Linked DNA regions of Homo sapiens: region 2 is linked to region 1. Evidence: read pairs that join two places in POLR2A ChIA-PET (ENCODE). Cell type or tissue: OCI-LY7. All regions are shown on one strand. Each heading gives the region's core, and the rest is flanking DNA. Links, peaks and the distances in the headings are about the cores only.

What was found. Peaks named below come from ENCODE experiments on the same cell type or tissue, not always from the same donor. Only the 100,000 strongest peaks of a DNase experiment are listed, where the experiment ranks them.
Region 2: POLR2A ChIA-PET joins it to region 1 with 8 read pairs; 10 of 35 experiments call an interaction of 5 or more read pairs at or near these places.

What each region holds. Positions count from the first base shown.
Region 1 is chr20:57,372,280-57,377,279 of GRCh38, reverse strand. RAE1 (ribonucleic acid export 1) reads right to left here. Exons shown (of 12, transcript NM_003610.4): 9 at 3,699-3,805; 10 at 3,542-3,617; 11 at 2,479-2,673. It overlaps LOC124904938 (a long non-coding RNA gene), which reads left to right. Exons shown (of 2, transcript XR_007067671.1): 2 at 103-1,040. Among named protein-coding and RNA genes, the nearest start is that of RBM38, 17 kb to the left of the region's middle. RefSeq lists an enhancer at 1,803-2,800. In OCI-LY7, for the core only: no CTCF peak of the experiment used is centred there; a DNase peak (open chromatin) is centred at 2,289; H3K27ac peaks cover 1,080 bases.
Region 2 is chr20:57,477,034-57,483,495 of GRCh38, reverse strand. No RefSeq gene overlaps it. Among named protein-coding and RNA genes, the nearest start is that of CTCFL, 45 kb to the left of the region's middle. RefSeq lists enhancers at 1-156, 1,919-2,138, 2,349-2,398, 2,409-2,528. In OCI-LY7, for the core only: CTCF peaks have their summits at 949 and 1,150; DNase peaks (open chromatin) are centred at 105, 1,075, 1,845, 2,555 and 1 weaker place; H3K4me3 peaks cover 3,453 bases; H3K27ac peaks cover 5,000 bases.

The DNA.
Region 1 (5,000 bases), core at 1-5,000:
CCGCAGGTGGGCCAAAGGACTGGAAGAGGGAGGTGGGGCATGGCGCTGGGTGCACTCTGTCACCTGTACTCTGATGACACATTTTTATTCTCTTCCCAACAGGCATGCCAAGAAAGCTCTAGAAGTTTTGCTCAACAGTGACCACTAATTCTCATAATATACAAAGTGTAGTTTTTCTGAACAGTAACTCAAGCAGCAAGCTAATAACATCAATCATATGTGATCATGACTTTGCACTGGAGATAACTGTCCTTGAACTAAGAACAATGAAAAACCCCTGAAGCAAATTTCTCTTTTAAACTAAAAAGATGCTAATTTATGTAACCCCCACAATAAGCTGACATTAACTGCTTAAATGAATGAGATTTTACTTCAATTTTTAAACAGCACTCAAAGCAATTACCTTTCTCACTGCTTTCAATTTACTACATTTTTTAACGCGTATAACGTATAGAGTCCCGCGTCATTTAAGTTAAAATGCAGAATTTTGATGCAGCTGCTGGGATGAGTATGCAAAGAGGAGATTCAATGAAGAGCCCGATGTGGGAGCTGAGGCCTCGGGCTCCACGCACGCCACAGCCTGTCCACCCCCAGCCAGGCAGAACCAAAAAAGTACACTCTTGTCACAAAACTGAGTGCATGGCTTACACAGGTGAATGGATAAACAAATGGCACACCCCACCCGGGAATACTACCCAGCACTGAAAAGTAACGGACAAGTGATTCACTCAACAGCATGGGTGAATTTCAAAATCCTTATGCTGAGGGAAAGAAGCTGGGGCGAGGGGAAAATGTAGCGTAGGGCTCCACTTATATAAAATTCTAGAAAATTCAGACTAGTCCATAATGCCAGAAAACAGATCCATGGTTTTGTGTGTGCGTAAGGGAAGATTACAGTAATATACACAAAAACCTTTCGGGGAGATGACTATGGTGATAGTTTCATGGGTATTTACAGATGTTGAAACTGATCAAATTGTACACTTTAAACAATGACTGTATTTCAATTGTACCTCAATAAAGTTGCTTTAAAAAAAGAACACAGCTTCATGGCTCACACAGCAAACCCTCAAACAGGGAAACACAGAAGCAGCAGCAGGCCTGGAGGGGTCAGAGGGATGGAAGGCAATCAGCTGGACTTCTGTGTCTAAGTTCGGGGCCTCAGGGAGACTCAGGTGCAGCCACGCTCCTGAGACTGGGAAATACTAAAGGTGGAGCGGGCAGGGCCCGAACCAAGGGACGTCTCCAGTCACTGGCTTGTGTGGCAGCAGGTGTCTTGGGAATGCAAAGCGCTGTTTAGAGCCCTGTGGTGGCCCCCCAGGCTGAGATAGCGGGGGGCCAGCAAGGCAAGAGGGGCAGGAGACAGGAGCTGGCAGGAGGACAGGAACCACAGCCCAAAGCAGAATAAACCAGGACATGGCCAAGAAGCAGGGAGGAGAGCTGTATGGAACAGGAAGGGACGGGTGAGTGACCGGCACAGACAGAAAGGAAGCTTCTGGACTGGATGAGGAGGACGTGGCCACAGGGACTCTGAGTACAGCTGCAAGAGGCCAGAAAGTACCTGGCAGTGGACTGAGGAGGGGCCAGAGCACAGGGAACCAAGAGGGTAGGTGCTGACACCACTCTCTCGATAGCCTTAATATACATGGAAATGGTTCCTCGAGCCTTCCATGCTTAGACAGAGGGGAGGAGCTGGTGGACGGGGACAGAAGACAGTGGGAGAAGGCCCAGAAAAGAGCCATGAGGGTGGAAGGAGACGGGGTCAGCGCAGGCAGACATGAGGTGAGCGGGAAAGACACTGCAGGCCACTGGAAGCCCCTCCTATGTGAAGCAGGTGACCTCCCCATCGGAAGCCAGGGCAGGGTAGGGAAAAGTCTAGAAGGCTGTTGTGGGCAAAGGGCAGAGTGGGGTGGGAGGAGAATGATGAAAACCACAAATACAATGATGACAACCTCTCCAGAAGAGCTGAGCAGTGGAGAAACACGCAGGCTGGTTGAAAGCCAACACACTTCCCATGGGGTTGGGCAGAGTACCCGAGTCTACACATTTCACCATCATGCCCAAAGGCCTCAAAAATGCAGCCCCACTCCTGCCAGCTCCTAACTCCCCCTGCCCAAACCACCAGCCAACCAAGCAACCAACAGCACCCAGGCGAAAGCTCCATGACCCGCCCTGCCACCCCCTTCATAAAGTGCAGCCCCCGGCTTGCCTGTGCTTCTGTGCCCAGGAACAGAGCAGCCCGTAATGGCTCACACTGGCCGAGCACTTCCTGTGTGCTGGGTTCTGGCCAAAGGCTGTACTGAATCCCCACAACCATTTGAGGAAGTCCTGCAATTTCCCCTTACAGGGAGGGGACGGTGACCTGCCCAAGGACACACGTGAGTCCTGAGAAGAGTCACAACTCAGGCCTAGGCCTTCTGAACCCAGAGCCTGGCTCTGCTGCCTTGGAGCACCCAGAGCAGGCCCGGGAGTTCTCACCTTTGACCAGTCGTAGCTGGAAGCGTATGCAAATATGTTTCCATTGTGATTGAAACAGCAAGCTGAGATGGGCTGATCTAACTGTTCCGAAGTTTTTAGTTTTGTTCTGGCATCTTTGTCCCAGAAGCTGAATCTACCATCAGATCCCACAGTTGCAAGGGTGCCATGAACAGGATGGAACGCGATTCCATTTACCTGCAAGGATTGACATGCACAATGAGAAGCCAGGCAGAGGGGCGCAGAGAAGGTTCCACCCACGCACACTTCCTGCTTGAGTTAGGAAACAAAGCGCACAGGTACATTTCCTTCCAGCTGCTGCCCGCTGATAGCAAGAGAAACTATCCAGGCTTCCTCCATCAAATGCCAGCCCAGAACCCAATCTTGCCTCCTGTGAGGGCTGCACACCAGAGAAAGTGAGCATGTGGACAGCAAGAAACAAGGAGCAGACCTCAGGAAAATGTTTCTTTTGAGCAAACAGATTTCTCAGTCTGAGCTGTGGGTGTGAACTGTCTACCAGCGCTCCTGAGGGAGGGAGAAGACTCTCGGCAAAACATCCTAAGCTTATGTTCAGAAACAAATACACAACACTGCTAGTTAGGCGGCACGTTAACACAGAAAACAAGGCCAAGTGCGGTGGCTCACGCCTGTAATCCCAGCACTTTGGGAGGCCGAGGCGGGCAAATCACAAGGTCAGGAGTTCGAGACCAGCCTGGCCAATATGGTGAAACGCCGTCTCTACTAAAAATACAAAAATTAGCTGGGCGCCTGTAGTCCCAACTACTTGGGAGGCTGAGGCAGGAGAATCGCTTGAACCCAGGAGGCGGAGGTTGCAGTGAGGTGATATCACGCCACTGCACTCCAGCCTGGGCGACAGAGCGACTCCGTCTCAAAAACAACAACAAAAATCCACAGAAACCTGAAGCCTACAGCATAAGCCACTTATCTCCGGACATGAACACACAAGCTCTTCAGTGATGAGTCTTTTCTGATCCCACAATTCCTCAGCCACCTCCAAGTCTGGTTTCCAGATGTATTACCACGGTTAAAGTGTCTAAAAACGTACCGCATAAATGTCCTGAGGAGCTGAAGTGTTGGTTCCATTAGATCGATGACATTTAAAGGTGAAGTTATCTTTGGCGCTGAAAGACAAAGGTTCATGTAAGTCTTCCTTTGTTAAAAAAAGTCCAGTGAAATCTGCAAGCTGACAGAGTCACACTTACGGGTTCGGGGGGTTGATATAGTGAATAGCAACTCTCCCCTCGATACTTCCCAGGGCAAAACCAGTAGGCTTGTTCTGTTTGTCTTTAAAAATAGCCACACACCGATGCTACAGTTAAAATAAAAAAGAGACATAATCACAGCATAATATAAGATTTCATGACTAACGTGAAGGTAAGTCATTTTTACCCCATGTTTAGGTTTTAGAAGAACCAGAAAAAATCACTCAAATATGATACAGCAGTAAGCATTGCTTTCTAACTCCTTAGTAACTCCATCTAAGCAGTGAGTTTATGACCCAACTGCACACCCTGTGCTCCTCCCCCGCCCCCGCTGCTCGCTCTCCCTCTGCCACCCTGCAAGGCCGCGTTCACGCCAGCAGAGCCCCATGGGCTGCGAGGCAGACAGCGGCCCTGCCTGTGGGGAATGGAGACGTCCCTGGCTAGGCAGACACCCCTCAGGAGGTCACCCGAAGCTTCTGCGCTTCTGCCTCCCCAGCTGGAGGAGGGATGCAGGCTCTGCCGCACCCGTCTCACAGGGTAACAGGGTGAAGGGGACGGTGGGTGCAGTGGCCATGCTACAGACAAGCAACACGCTGCACTTCGCCCAGTGTTGAGTGTGAGGGCCCAAGGGCAGGTCTCTATTCTACAGAAGAACCCAGAAATTCCACTACCCAGCCTCCTGGGCAGAAAAGCCGACCACCCCGAGGAGAAGCCAACTTTGGAGTTACCACTTCCTCCTTCCAGTCGTGGCAACCTGGCCAAAGCTTGGAGGGCCATCCACCCTGCCTAAGCTGGTCATCTGAGCTTCCGTGTGAGTTCAGGGGAAGCCTGGCAGGACCCAGGCAGGGGCCAGGCAAGACGAAGGGAGAAGCAGCCTCTGGCATCGTGACAGCTGCTGGTGATGCACGTTTCCTAAGTACGAAGGAAAACGGCCTCCTCTTTCATTCCTGTACTGTTTGCTCCCCTGCCTTTTTAAAAACTGCCAGACCATTACTTTTGTGAGTACGAAGAAAAAAAGTAAAGCAAACTGACAAACATCTGTAAGTTCTTAGATGACAGAAAAGGCCATGGCTGGTCATCAGCACAGGGTCTACTGTGCGGCACACCAGGAACTGCACAATGCCAGGGGTGTCACTTGCACCAAGAGCCACATGCACTGGCCCTGTGCAAAGGCCGATGGCAATCAGTTCTCAACAACGGAGAGGCCAGGGCGCTAGCACCGGGTGGCAGGAAGTGAAGCCAGATGGGACCAGGTTTTTTTTGGATTCAACCAAAAGGAAATGGGGAGGCAGGGAAGGGCTT
Region 2 (6,462 bases), core at 1-5,000, 110 kb before region 1:
TGGTTTAATTGGACTTACAGTTCCACATGGCTGGGGAGGCCTCACAATCATGGCGCGAGGTGAAAGACACTTCTTACTTGGCGGCGGCAAGAGAACATAAGGAAGATGCAAAAGCGGAAACCCCCGATCAAACCGTCAGATCTCATGAGACTTATTCGCTACCATGAGAACAGTATGGGGGAAACTGCCCCCATGATTCAAATGATCTCCCACCATGTCCCTCCCACAACACGTGGGAATTATGGGAGTATAATTCAAGATGAGATTCAGGTGGGGACACAGAGCTAAAGCATACCAGTTAGTAAATGACAGTAGAGAAGCCCACTTTCCCATAAGTCAGCGAGCCTGTCTTTATAAATGGCTCAAAGGTTTCCTTCTAACTAAAAAAAGGGGAGAAAAAAGGGTCCCTTTTGTCCCTGACATATGAAAGCCAGCATTTTCTGAGGCAGCTGCATTCCCTGATTGGGGCCGAGGGCCGGACCCTGGGCTCCTCCCTTCCTTGACCCTCCCTGCCCGCGCCAGGCCTCGGGTTCTCTGGGAAATTGAATTGGATCCTGGTTTCCCATCAAATCCAGCAACTGCCCATCAGCTCAGGATGCCTTCCATAACTATCTGTAGCATTTGCTCCCCAAATTTACTTAAATAATTTTAAAAGAAAACTCTACTGTTACCAAAAATGGAAAATCATTTTCTTAATAAGCAGGAGGGATCCCCCAAAGTGAATGCATTGAACCCTCCTCGTGTCTTTAACTTCTGTTGGAGGCTGGGACACAGGAGGCTGGCTGCCAGTGGAGCCTGCCCGAGTGTGAAAGTCAGGCTCACCCCTAAATAAGAAACCTCTTTGTAATCACAAGGATTGGAAAATAACTGGAAAGGGCAGACCTGCCTCAGCTCGGGACTCTATGTTTTTAAGTACTGTGCCCATGCACTTCCACAATTCATCTTGCAAGGCTGCAAGCCACTTAGAAATGAGTGCTGAAAAAACAGAAGCCTTGAACGTGAGGGATGCGGGCTACAGGGCGTTTCTGTCCAGCCACCTGCACGGCCTTCATTCAGCTGAGGTGTCCGTGAGCACTGCACAAGAAGTACCAATTACAAGGCCAGTCCAGGGCTCCGGAGTCAAATTAAAACTGTGTCCCAGTTCCTGCCCCACCGCTAGGTGACCTTAAGCAAGGCCCTAGACTTCTGGGAGCCCGATTTCCTCAAGCCAATCAATACACGTTAATTGAATGCGCTTCCCAGCTACCAGGGAAATGGGGAGGAGAAAATGTGGTTTTCACCATAAGGATGCCGAAGACCTCTCCTTGCCCTCTCCTCCCCCTCTCCTCCCCCTCTCCTCCCCCTCTCCTCCCCCTCTCCTCCCCCTCTCCTCCCCCTCTCCTCCCCTTCTCCTTCCTGTTTCCTTCCTGTTGCTTGGGGTCCTGCAGAGCAGGTGCCCCCTGGCCTGTGTTACAGGGCTTCTCTCAGAGGCATGCTGGGAAGCAATGGCTTTGGGGGGACCCCTGTTTGTAGCATTTGCCATTTCCATGCTGGCAGATTTCCTGCTATCCAGAGGACGCACAGGAATGCACGTCCAGACCTAAAGCATTTCCTTCCCCCAAATGCAGCCGAGGTGGCACCCCAAGAGCCTGGGGAATGGTGAAGTGCAGTATGCTAATTAGGGAGTGAGGTGTCCTGAGGAGCTATTATCTCTGTTTTTAATGTAATTCCTTTAATTACATGTTTGTATCATTTAATTTTAATATTGGCCATATTTAACAACACATATGCAAATAATCTAGCCATCAGCGTTTGTAGGTTCACTGGCAGGAGCCGGGTGGTGCACACTGTGGCCTGCTGAGCCTGCATAGACAGAAAGTTCCACAGTAGCTCCCCCGACACAGCCCAGGGCAGGGGCTCAGGCAGCGCCTGCACTCCGTGTTCTCCCTGCCTGCTCTTGGTTGCACCTTCCGGTGTCACTCCAGTCTTAGTGGGGCTCTCCTCTCCTGGTGGCACAGAGGTGGACAACAGTCCCAGGGGTCCCAAGGGATCCTTGGGGATCCCAGCTGAAGGTCTCTGGCCTCTGGGTCCCAGCGATGTCCTGAACCAGGGGCCATACGGTGCTTGGCTTGGCCGGCCCTGACCACTCCCCTCCCCTGGGTCTGGAGGTGGAGGGCAGCATTATGTGGACTAGAGCTGGGGGCAGGTGTCCCAGGGAACATCTGGTGGCATTAGGGAAGAGGGGGCTGTGACTGTCCGGCAGTCAGAAACATGGAGGGTCCGCCACAACCTCAGAAGCTCCTGGTCAACTGTGCAATCCTGTTTCAGCATTCTGTCGGAGGCTTTACAATCTCGAGATATTTTTAAACCTTTTGGTGCTTGGGGTTGTCAGATTTCGGAAGTAATACACCCTTGTTTAACAGGGGAAACAGTAATATTCAGCCCTGCATGAGAGTGAGGTAATCACCTCCACAGCCCCTTCCTCCCCCACTTGCGGGGGGCTCCTTCCACGCCCCGCTGCTGGCTGTGCTGACTCAGACACACGTGCACGGTGCAGGGGTTGCTTTGCATTTGCTACCGTAGACCCAAAACACACACAGGATTCTGCACCTGGCTTTTTTTCACTGCACAGTAAAGCTTGGGGTTCCCTACCAGAGAGAGCCCTGCAAACAGGAGGGTTTGCTCTCACTAAACCGGAGGCTGGGAGCCTTTTCATTCATTGCTCCTTCTGAAGGCGTAGAAAAGCAAAGATCTCTTGAGATTTCTAAATTTGGTCAGAGTGTACAGGGCCGTGCAGGGTGCCTGTGTGCTAAAAATATCAGCCCGGGTCTGGGGTGATGGCTGCGCGCTCAGAGAAGGGGCTGTGGGGAAGATGGCTGGAGGCGTACCTGGGGTCCCAGACAAGGCTGCCTCAGCCTCCTCCAAGGGCCTGGGCCTCCCCACACTGACATCCATGCTGCCAGCCATGCGTGCGGCACAATCATGGCTTAGGGAAGCTGCCCCAAATTGAGTAACCCTTCACCTGAGGTCCTACACCCAGGGGTTGAACACCACCTCGGGATTGGGATCCTGTCTAGGATTCACCCGCACCGATATTTACTTATTTCCAACTCACTTTTTAAAATCAAATGCATTTATTTTAAAATAAAATCTCACAGTGCTACAGTACACGGGAAACCCATATCACTTGTCTTAAATGGTAATGATAGGTAGACATCATATATCTCATATATAAAATTATAATAGGCCAGGCGCAGTGGCTCACACCTATAATCCCAGCACTTTGAGAGGCCGAGGTGGGCAGATCACCTGAGGTCAGGAGTTCGAGACCAGCCTGTCCAACATGGTGAAACCCCGTCTCTACTAAAAATACAAAAATTAGCTGGGCATGGTGGCAGGTGCCTATAATCTCAGGTAATCGGGAGGCTGAGGCAGGAGAATTGCTGGAACTCAGGAAGCAGAGGTTGCAGTGAGCCGAGATCATGACATTGCACTCCAGCCCAGGCAACAACAGCAAGACTCCATCTCAAAAAAAAAAAACAAACACCAAAACAAAAATACAAAAATTAGTTGGGCGTGGTGGTGCACACCTGTAATCCCAGCTACTTGGGAGGCTGAGGCAGGAGAATCCCTTGAACCCGGGAGGTGGAGGTTGCAATGAGCCGAGATCACGCCACTGCACTCTAGCCTGGGTGCTATAGTGAGACTCCATCTCAAAAAAATAAAATAAAATAATAATATTGTTATTACTGTTATTAACATTTGTGGGTGTTTGCTCTGGGTCAGGCACTGTTCTGATACACTAGCATGTTAACTGGTTTAATCCTTGCAACAGTCCCTGGGGGAGGTCCAGGGTTGGTGCTCCCTAATAGCCTCATTTTAGGAAAGTAGTTTAGGGCCTCAAAAAGACACATCGCTGCTAAACCAAAGACAGGGACCACTGAAATCGTAGTGAAACACCTCTGGTGGATTTTGGATCTGAATTTGCTTCTGCATTTGCTTTATTCATTCATTCACTGATTCCCTCATTCATTTGTTTGGCAATGTCTGCTGAGAACCCACTCTGTGCCCCACACTGGGAAGGCGGAGAGTGGGTCCTGTCCCAGCCCTCCTTAGCAGGACTGCAATGGGGAAGGCTGCATTAACCAACAGGCATGGTGTGGTGGGCACTTCGGAGCTACAAGATGGGTGAGGAACAGGGTGTTCACCAGCCTAGGCTAGGAGGGTGCTGCTGGGTCAAGTTTCTAAACTTTTAAGGATGAAAATAGGTGAAATTAGGGAAGAAAGGAGGAGGATATGGGTGAAAAAATGAAAAAATGGGTGAAGCAAGTTTCATGTCTTCATTGGATACCCCTATTGTTAACATACTGGAAGAAGAATTTAACCTCATTTTCCTTATCTGTAAAATGGAAACAATGGTACCAGCTTCAAAGCATAACGCCAGATTTTTGTTTTGTTTTGTTTTTTGAAACAGAGTCTTGCTCTGTTGCCCAGGTTGGAGTGCAGTGGCGCGATCTCGGCTCACCGCAACCTCTGCCTCCTGGGTTCCAAGCGATTCTCCTGCCTCAGCCTCCCGAGTAGCTGGGATTACAGGCGTGGGCCACCGTGCCCGGCTAATTTGGATAACATCAGTTTTAAAACATTACAGCTGTGCCTGCCACAGAGTAAATGCTCAAAATATGTGACTGATCATAATCATTATTTTTATTACTGTTGTTGGCAAATGATTGTGTTCTCCATTTATCATAGCTACGTTATAAAGTTTATTGTTTTCATATATTTGATTTTTTAAAGTGAGTTGGCATGGCAGGCTCTCGGCGAGTTTAAGCTCTTATCCGTGTGACCATCTTCGCCCTCATTTGCATGCGCCCTGGAATTTCACGAGCACACCAAAAAATTAACCTGCAATTTCCCCATGTCCCTTTTGTCTTCCTGAGGCTTTATTTAGAAAGAAGTGGAAATCCAAGACCACTCTTGTAAACTAATAACAATTCATTTATTTGATGGGGGATTTAAATTCCTTACCAAATTGTTAAAAGCAACTCAATAAACAGTAATATTTCTAAGCAGCCACAATTCGCAGCATGGGGCGTCCTACCTCTGATTCAGACGGCAGAACATTTATCTTTCACGACCAAAGTCTCTCCCAGCAAAGCAAGGTGGTTTTGCAAGATCCTCTACCCAGAGTAACCAGACTCAACTCGAAAAAGTTTAATTTTGCCTCATCTCTGTCCACCTCCAAATGTGTCCAGCACGTGTGGAAATCGTGACGTTAAGGAGGAAGCGTCTGCTTGGGGAAAATTAAAACTCCAGAATCCCATTTAAATCTGGTGACAGAAGTTAGAGCTGGACTCTGAGTCAGGCCAGCCTGGCCTATTCCAGCCACCACCTCCCATTTGTAAGGAACACCAAGCTAGTCACCGTCTCCCAGCTTCATTTCCTCATCCTCTCTCCGTGCCTCAGTTACTGTCTCTGGAAACAGGCTGCCTCTGTGACCCCGGAGATCTTGAAGTGAGATAATACAGGGACACCGGCTTAGTACAGACCCTCGTATTTAATTAGTGGTAAGCAAATGTTTCCTATCATCATTGTTACTAATACTATTATGATTATTGCCGTCTACAGAATGGGGACAAGCTCACTGCGGCTGCAAGGGGACCTGGGAATACAGGGAGCAACACTGGGTGGCAGCTGCCCTTTAAAAGCAGCTCTAGAAATCTGGACCGAGCTGTGAACAGGCATCCAGGGTGCCGCGGGGAGTGAATGAAACGCCGAAGAAGAGACATCTCAGAAGGGCTGTAAAAGGAAAAGAGAAGGGAGGCTGAGGAGGGCGGAGCACTTGAGGTCAGGAGTTCAAGACCATCCTGGCCAACATGGTGAAACCCCGTCTCTACTAAAAATACAAAAATTAGCCGGGTGTGGTGGCACGTGCCTGTAATCTCAGCTACTCAGGAGGCTGAGGCAGGGAGAATAGCTTGAACTCAGGAGGTGGAGGTTGCAGTGAGCCAAGATCGTGCCACTGCACTCCAGCCTGAGTGACAGAGCGAGACTGACTCAAGAAAAAAAAAAAAGAAGGAAAAGAGAATCCTTAGGAAAGAGAATGGGACTGCAAAGGCAGGAGAAAACAGGGTCTCCTTCCCCACAACACACATGGCCAAGCAGAGCCCACAGTCTATACAACTGAGGTGGGAGCTGGGTGGGGCCTTCTGCTGTCACCTGTCATGGTCATAACAGGAATCGCAGTTACCAGAGCCCCTGTGGATGTCCCAGGCACCCCTTAAGCCAAGTGGTTTATACCAATTATGTTGGATTGATTTCATCTGTAATCTTCATACCTGTCCTGGGAGGAAAATGCCATCATGATCCACCTTTTACAAATGTCAAAAGCAAGGCACAGAGAAGTTAAGAAACATATCCCAGGTCACACAGCTCAAAGATGGAGCTGGGATTTGAGCCTGGGCAGGGTGATGCCAGAGTCCACCT